Linked DNA regions of Homo sapiens: regions 2 and 3 are each linked to region 1. A link is a contact called in ENCODE Hi-C or POLR2A ChIA-PET data. All regions are on one chromosome and are shown on one strand. Each heading gives the region's core, a stretch centred on a gene start or an enhancer-like site at or near the end of the contact. The rest is flanking DNA. Distances are from core to core; before and after follow the strand shown.

The links. A loop is a pair of places that touch in the nucleus more often than their neighbours do. ChIA-PET counts read pairs that join two places held with the same protein, here RNA polymerase II (POLR2A). Pooled maps may share reads with other maps.
Region 2: a loop to region 1 is called in a map of PC-9, with 14 times the contacts of the local background. The contact joins two enhancer-like sites. A Hi-C loop is called at or near these places in 18 of 168 maps with a recorded cell type or tissue (CD4-positive, alpha-beta T cell, CD4-positive, alpha-beta memory T cell, CD8-positive, alpha-beta T cell and 12 more), 25 of 37 single-sample maps with no recorded cell type and 24 of 50 pooled maps. POLR2A ChIA-PET finds 5 or more read pairs at or near these places in 8 of 52 experiments (MCF 10A, OCI-LY7, Panc1 and 5 more).
Region 3: a map of Panc1 shows a loop between it and region 1 (2.1-fold over the local background). The contact joins two enhancer-like sites. A Hi-C loop is called at or near these places in 4 of 168 maps with a recorded cell type or tissue (Caco-2, Calu3, PC-3 and 1 more) and 10 of 50 pooled maps.

Annotation. Positions count from the first base shown.
Region 1 is chr15:59,918,600-59,921,118 of GRCh38, reverse strand. No RefSeq gene overlaps it. Among named protein-coding and RNA genes, the nearest start is that of FOXB1, 84 kb to the left of the region's middle. RefSeq lists enhancers at 1,274-1,383, 1,444-1,493. Within about 2 kb of position 1,263, at least 2 of the 41 ENCODE cell types and tissues checked have a DNase peak (open chromatin) inside an H3K27ac peak, as active enhancers do; they include PC-9 and mammary epithelial cell, where a contact is called at or near this core.
Region 2 is chr15:60,126,381-60,128,899 of GRCh38, reverse strand. No RefSeq gene overlaps it. Among named protein-coding and RNA genes, the nearest start is that of FOXB1, 120 kb to the right of the region's middle. RefSeq lists enhancers at 1-268, 832-1,021. Within about 2 kb of position 1,264, at least 30 of the 41 ENCODE cell types and tissues checked have a DNase peak (open chromatin) inside an H3K27ac peak, as active enhancers do; they include PC-9 and mammary epithelial cell, where a contact is called at or near this core.
Region 3 is chr15:60,069,795-60,072,313 of GRCh38, reverse strand. No RefSeq gene overlaps it. Among named protein-coding and RNA genes, the nearest start is that of FOXB1, 67 kb to the right of the region's middle. Within about 2 kb of position 1,258, at least 4 of the 41 ENCODE cell types and tissues checked have a DNase peak (open chromatin) inside an H3K27ac peak, as active enhancers do.

The DNA of each region.
Region 1 (2,519 bases), core at 14-2,513:
CCTGACCTCGTGATCCGCCTGCCTCGGCCTCCCAAAGTGCTGGGATTACAGGCGTGAGCCACCGCGCCTGGCGAATAAACATTTTTTTTTTTTTTCCAAATCAGATGCCTGAGCACTACCTGGCAATCTTTCAAAGCAACATTTGCAAGGGTAAGGCTGGCAAAGTAGATGTGGATCCACAGGTATTTCTAACGGGCCCTAAAGCAGCGATTCTTGACATTTACTATGTATATGAATGAGCTGGGATCTTCTTAAAATGTAGATTCCGATTCAGCAGTTTTATGGTAAGGCCTGAGATTCTGCATTTCTAGCAAGCTCTGAGGCAATACCACTGGTGCTAGTGCATGGACCATGCTTTGAGCAGCAAGATACTACAGGCTGAGGGCCACCCTGTGTATTCGATTTGCACATTTCAAGGTGTGTCTGAACGGGCCAACCAGCCTGCCAGGGTGCATAAAAAGACCTGTTTCTAATAGGATTTATTCATAGTGATATTTCTCACTTTCTTCCAAGATGTGTAGAGCTTATTTTACTTTATTTTATTTTTATTTTTCCTAGAAACAGGGTTTTTCCATGTTGGCCAGGCTGGTCTCCAACTCATGACCTCAAGTGATCCGCCTGCCTCGGCCTCTCAAAATGCTGGGATTACTGGCATGAGCCACTGCACCCAGCCTAGAGCTCATTTTAAAGTAGTTCAAAGTGAACACAGTCCAGCCTCTAAAAGCTGGAGTACGCATGTGTACATTTTTTATTTAACTAACACTTTGGTGCTCCAGGTCTCACCTAGACTCTGGAAAGACAAAGAAAAGTGAGACAGGATCTCTTATGGAGCTCACAGTGGGGGTGAACCATCATCCTGGTTCGCTCAGAACTGCAAGTGTGACTTTAGCAGTCACACTTTATCAGGGAAGAAAGACATGTAGGCCAATTAACTATATACAATTAGTGAGGGCAGAGGAGGAGTGATATGGCTTGGATATTTGTCCCCTCCAAATCTCATGTTGAAATGTAATCCCCAGTGTTGGAGGTGGGGCTTAGTGGGAAGTGTTTGGGTCATGGGGAGGCAGCCCCCCACAAATGTCTTTGTGCTGTCCTCGAGATAATGAGTGATCTGTCATGAGATCTGGCTGTTTAAAAGTGTGTGACACCTCCTCCTTCTCTCTCTCTCTCTTCTTTCTCTCTCTTTCTACACCTCAGGTGATTCACCCACCTCAGCCTCCCAGAGTGCTGGGATTATAGGCATGAGCCACTGTGCCCAGCCCTGACTTACATTTTTAAAACTCCACTCTGGCTGCTGTGTTGAGAAGCAACTGTGTGGTAGGGGAAGGGCATGAGGAGGAAGACTGGTTATGAGGCTGTTACAAGAGAGGATGGGAGCTCAGACAAGGCTGGATGCAGGGGAGTGGGTTTCTCTCTGTGGGTTTCCCCAGTCCCTGGAGAGTCGAGGCCCTTTCAACCTCTGGAGAACTGACTTTTCCAACTACTTGGGTGATCTGGGCAGATTTATCACCCTCCCAAGGCTTCATTTTCATCATCTGTAAAATGCAGACAGTCATATCTGCCTTTTCTGACTCATGAGGTTCTTGTGAGAATTGAATGAGATCACCGCTGTGGAAAGCATAGAGCAAAGCAGGAAAGAAAACAGGTATGAGTCAAAAGCCACCAGCGAGACCTCTAATCTGGCAATACCAAAAGAGAAATGCTGCTGTCTCGTCATTGGCTCAGACCATTCATGAAAGGGTGCTGCCGAATTTAAAGGTTAAACCCTAAATCATAGATTGAGAGGAGACATTGATGATTATTTGGTCAAGATCCACATCTCTCAGATAAAAGGAAACTGAGATGCAGAAATGAAGGTTGCTTTCCCGAGACAATGCAGTGAGAGGTGGAGCCACGCTAGAGTCTCAGTTCCTGGTCTTCCTCTGCCATGCGGCCCATCTCAAAGTCCTGTCAAATGTCTCAGTCTCAAAAACTAACCAAAGCACAATTAAGATAAAAGGAAAAAGAAAGCTGGGTGCTGTGGCTCACGCCTGTAATCCCAACACTTTGGGAGGCTGAGGCGGGAGGATCGCTTGAGCCCAGGATTTCAAAACCAGTCTGGGTAATGTAGTAAGACCCCATTTCTACTTTAAAAAAATTAAAATAAATACATAAATTACAAAAAAAGAAGGAAAAGGAAAAGAAGGCGCTCAGTTATGAGGTGTACAACAGCTTTGTAGCTTGCAGGTGCATAATAGAATTTGATCTTCCCAATGACTCCTGGAGTTTTCAAATACTCCCATTTTACAAATAAGGAAACAGAGATTTGGGAAGATCAGCCAAATGATCCCACATTACACAGCCAGCAAGTGGCTAGGAAAAGATTCCAGCTCATATCTCTGGCTTTCCCCTGCATTTAATGAAAACCTTTGGAGAGAGCTGAAATTGGCTTAATTTCAGAGAGTATTATCTCTATTGTTCTAATTATTCTCCCTGAGTCCTACAGGAGAGGATTGGAAAGAATGTTTTTTATTTGTGAG
Region 2 (2,519 bases), core at 15-2,514, 210 kb before region 1:
ACAAATTCCAAGGACTCACGCGGGTGAAGGATGAGTTTGTTATGGAAATGATACAATTAGTATACCTGTTGGGGACAGAGGTGATTGCTACATTTTTCACACAGTGCCCCACGTTGGCTGATGAAAGCAGAAAAAGAATGCAACATTGATAAGCACATCCAGTATGACATGCTACAGGGAGAGCAGAGTAACAGCCCCTCAGAGGTGACTAACTAGGATTGAACTTTACTTGAAGCTGTCTGTAAGATTTTAAAAAAGAAAAGAAAAAAGATTTGTGTTGGGAAATTTTCTGCTTTCTTAATAATCTTTATCCAAAATTTCTGTTAGGACTTCAATATCTAAACAACTTGTGAAAGGGAATTATGATTCTCTGGTCTTTCCAAAACAAAAAGAACTAAGAGCAGTCCAAGTGAATAATACATTTGTTTACCTATTTATAACTATAGTAACTGACATCTTTTTGGCACTTACCTTGGGCATTTTCTTATTTATTATCTCACTTAACAACAACAGTATGAAATAGGTACTATCGTTTATTTGGTGTTAAGAAGAGGAAACCGGGCCAAAGAAAAGTTTTTCCCAACTCCAGTTTGGTTCCAAGTTCATGTTCTTAACACTGAACTCTACTGATGATCCCGAGTTCCTTTGTTTTGTACTTGTGACATTCCTGCAGGAGCAGTCACTCTTTTGTGACATGAGAAAGATGAGTTTGGGGCTCTGAAGTGCTTCTTAGCAAACCAGAGAAGCTTTGCAGGGCATGCTGCCAGTGAGCCAACTCTTGGGGGCTCATTTTTCTGGGCTCCTCATGCCAGGACAGAATGAAAGATTTCACTTAGATAATTACCTAGGAGGGGAAACCGTGTAAAAAGTCGTGGTGCTCAGAGATGATTAAAAAGCATGATTTAATAGAAGTTGCAGTTTCACTTTCACTCGAGGTTGAGGCATCTTAAAGGAGAGGGAAAAAACCATAGGGCAGAGTCAGGAGAGCGGGTTGGTCCTGTTTCGGTTCAGCTGTCTGGCTTAGGGCAAGCTCTGGGCTTCTCTGAGGCTTCATTTCTTCATGTATTAAATCAGGAGTGAGCCAGATAATCCCCAGCCTGTCTCGGCTTACAGTGTGAGATTTGTCTGTCTCTGCTGTAGCTGGGAAGTTACAGAAAGGGGGCACCCTCTCCTCGTCTTCCGCTGCTCCCTTCCCCCAACCCCTCATATTAGGAAACAACTTTCCAAATGACGTTTTTGAGAGGCCAGGTACAGACAAACTTATCTTTTAGTCTGGAGTGAAGTGCCACAAACCCAACAGCTGTTGTGGTCAGATGGGGTATACAAAAACAAACGTGCGCGCGCGCGCGCGCACACACACACACACACACACACACACACACACACACACACAAACACAGAAAACAAAAAAGGGTAGAGCCCACTGCATGGTCAATACAATTTTTTGGAAAAGATCTCTTGTTCTTAATCCTATTCTGATTTTCCCACTTTTGATAAAGTCGGTGGTCTAGAGAAACAAATCTCTGTTAGGAGAAAAACAGCTGTGTGGGTACACCAGGCAAGCCTAACTGAGCACAGCTGTGGGCTGGGCTGGCCTGGCCAGGGCCACCAGTTCACTTTCTCTGCCCTGGAAGCTGTCCATCCTCCATCAACAATTTGTCACCATGTCAGTTTTAAAATCCCAAGAGAACGACTATGTTGTTTTTATGCTGATCATTTATATTTACCCAGAAGTTTCTTTTAGGTTTAGCTGAAAGCCACCCTTCTCAAAAGTGCCTATAGTTACTCACAATTACTTGTGCAAAAAAAAAAAAAAAAAAAGGTAAAGGGGAAGTGGAGCCTGACAAAGATAATCCAGAAGTAATGTACACTGCTTTAGGAAATCTGTCATCTTCTGGAGGCAGACATGCCTGCCTACTGCCTAGTGTAGTACTTGGCACATACTGGGCACTCAAAAAAAACTATTCATGGAATGAGAGGATGGCTGGATGGATGGATGGATGGATGGATGGATGGATGGATAGACGGACGGATGGATGGACGGATGGATGGATGGATGGACCGACAGACGGACAGATGGATAGATAGATAGATAGATAGATAGATAGATAGACAGATAGATAGATAGATTGATAGGTAGGTAGGTGGATAGATAGATAGATAGATAGATAGATAGATAGACAGACAGACAGACAGACAGACATTCAATAGATGAGGTCACACAGCCCTAGAAGGCTAGGTCCTGTGTTAATAATGGGTAGCCAGCTGGAGGCAAACCTGGGACTGACAGGTCTGCCAATTTCACACACAGGGCTCATTCTACAATCTACTCCCTGCTTTCGTTTTTGTGTTTTTCATGTACAACTTAGTTCCTTAAGCACATGCAACTGTAAACCAATAACCCCTTAATGCTTTCTCATGTTCAAATGTGTGATCACATCTTACAATTTAGGGAGTACCCTGCACTAAGCAGGTTGGGTGCGATGGCTGCAACCACACAGCAGATGCTTCCCCTTCTG
Region 3 (2,519 bases), core at 9-2,508, 150 kb before region 1:
CTCAGATTATGGAACAATACTGAGCAATTGTTACCCTGGCCCGGGGAATAAAATGTAGTGGCTGCTAACTAGCTGTGTGATCTTGGAGGGGCACAAAACCTTTCTGGGTTAAGGTTGTCTTATTTTCTAAATATGGGGATTGGACTGATGGTTTCTGAGATCTCTTCTATTTCTAACATTCTATAATTATGAGAATATGAACTAGCTATGCATGTAATACTCCCAAGAACTGCAAAAGGCAGAGGAAATGGACTGAATTGCTTGGAAAGCTGTTTTCCCTTATGTTTCTGACCTAACAAGGTATGATACTGTCTTCATGTTACCAAAACATTTGTAAGTCAATATAAAATATCTAAAAGATGCTGGGGTTGGCAGCTCACATCTGTTACCCTAGCACTTTGGGAGGCAGAGGTGGGTGGATTGCTTGAGCCCAGGAGTTTGTGACCAGCCTGGACAATGTGGCAAAACCCTACCTCTACAAAAAATACAAAAGTTAGCCAGGGATGGTGGCAAATGCCTGTAGTCCCAGCTACTCAGGAAGCTGAGGTATGAGGATCACCTGAATCCAAAAGGTTCAGGCTGCAGTGAGCCATAGCAGCTGAATTGCGCCACTGCACTCCAGCCTGGGTGACAGAGTGAGACCGTGTACTAAAAAAAAAAAACAAAAACAAAAACAAAAAAAAACACATAAACACATACACACACATATATATATAAATATATATATATATGAAAGACCAACCTATATGAGTGGCAGTCACCAAAGTTCTCTGAAGAAATTTGTCATGGATCAATTTTCCCTATGCTGTCATCCCAAACTTTGTGTTTTCTTGGCTCTACCGTTTTCTGGATTTCTATTTGGCGTGATACTCCCACAGCCATCTTCTGCAACTATGCCTGCAAGCTCCTTTGACAATATACGAGAACTTGTCAGGTTGATCCCAACTGCCTCAAGCTGCTTCAAGGCCCCCGGCAACAAACCTTCGGTTCTCCCTTTCTGATTCAAAATTGTTGCCCTGAAGTAAGAATCTGACCTCAGCAGACCAGAGCTTCCCCCTCCCACTCACCCACCATCACTCAAACACTTTTCCAGCTGCAGTGCCCTCTGTCCTTCCCACCCTTCCCAAGAGGTCCAGGTTCAAGACTCCACTTGTTCCATACTTAGCCCCACAAGAGTTTGTTTCTTTCTTTTATTTAGCTCAACATTCCTTTGTGTAGTTTGGCCGCCTTACATGTGCTTGTACATTTCCTTTAAGTGCTTCTCTGACTCATCTATAAATCATCAGGAATTTTTTCATCAGCTAGCATGGAAAGTCTTCCAACGTAAACACCATGCCTTCCACATTTTGTGTGCCTCCCATGATGTGTGGCACGACACTAAGCACACAGTGATGCTCAATAAATGTTTATGAAGTCTAATTGAGAAAATCAGAAAGCTGTTTTTTGATTTATTTGTAGTGTAGCTGAACTTCTTTCTGGTTTTTTTTTTTTTTTTTTTTTTTTGAGACCAAGTCTCACTCTGTCGCCCAGGCTGGAGTGCAGTGGCTCAGTCTCTGCTCACTGCAACCTCCAGCTCCCAGGTTCAAGTGATTCTCGTGCCTCAGCCTCCTGAGTAGCTGGGATTACAGGCGCCCACCAACACGCCCAGCTAATTTTTGTATATTTAGTAGAGACGGGGTTTCGCCATATTGGCCAGGCTGGTCTCAAGCTCCTGACCTCAAGTGCTCTGCCCGCCTTGGCCTCCCAAACTGCTGGGATTATAGGCGTGAGCCACCACACCTGGCCTCTGTAGCTGAATTTCAACAGTGTTTTCTCGCTGCTGTAGCTGTAGAAGCAGCATGACCAGCAAGAACCTGGGATTTGGAGTCACATCGATCCATGTCCAAGCCGTAGTTCTGCCAGTTTACTCTATCATGAAACATTTATGGAGCAATTGCTGTGTGAAGATGTGGAGCTGGCTGATAGACAAATAAATAAGATTATTGCTCTTGCCTTTAAGAAGTTTGGGGTCTAGGAAATATATTACTTAATTTCTCTCAAACTCAATTTCTTCAACTGAAAATGAGAATAACTATTTCATTGGATTGTTGTAGGTACTTCAATAATTATTTGTTTTTCCCCTTTTCCGCTCTTCTTATTTCTTAGGTTAATAAGTTGAATTCTTTTTTTTTTTTTTTTGAGACCGAATCTCGCTCTGTCACCCAGGCTAGAGTGCAGTGGCACAATCTCAGCTCACTGCAAGCTCCACCTCCCAGGTTCATGCCATTCTCTTGCCTCAGCCTCCCGAGTAGCTGGGACTACAGGAACCCACCACCACGCCTGGCTAATTTTTTGTATTTTTTATTAGAAACGGTGTTTCACCATGTTAGCCAAGATAGTCTCAATCTCCTGACGTCGTGATCCACCCGCCTCGGCCTCCCAAAGTGCTGGGATTACAGGCGTGAGCCACTGCGCCCGGCCAATAAGTTGAATTCTTAACAGTTCTATATTTTTATGCTTTAAATGACTCTGTAGTGAGT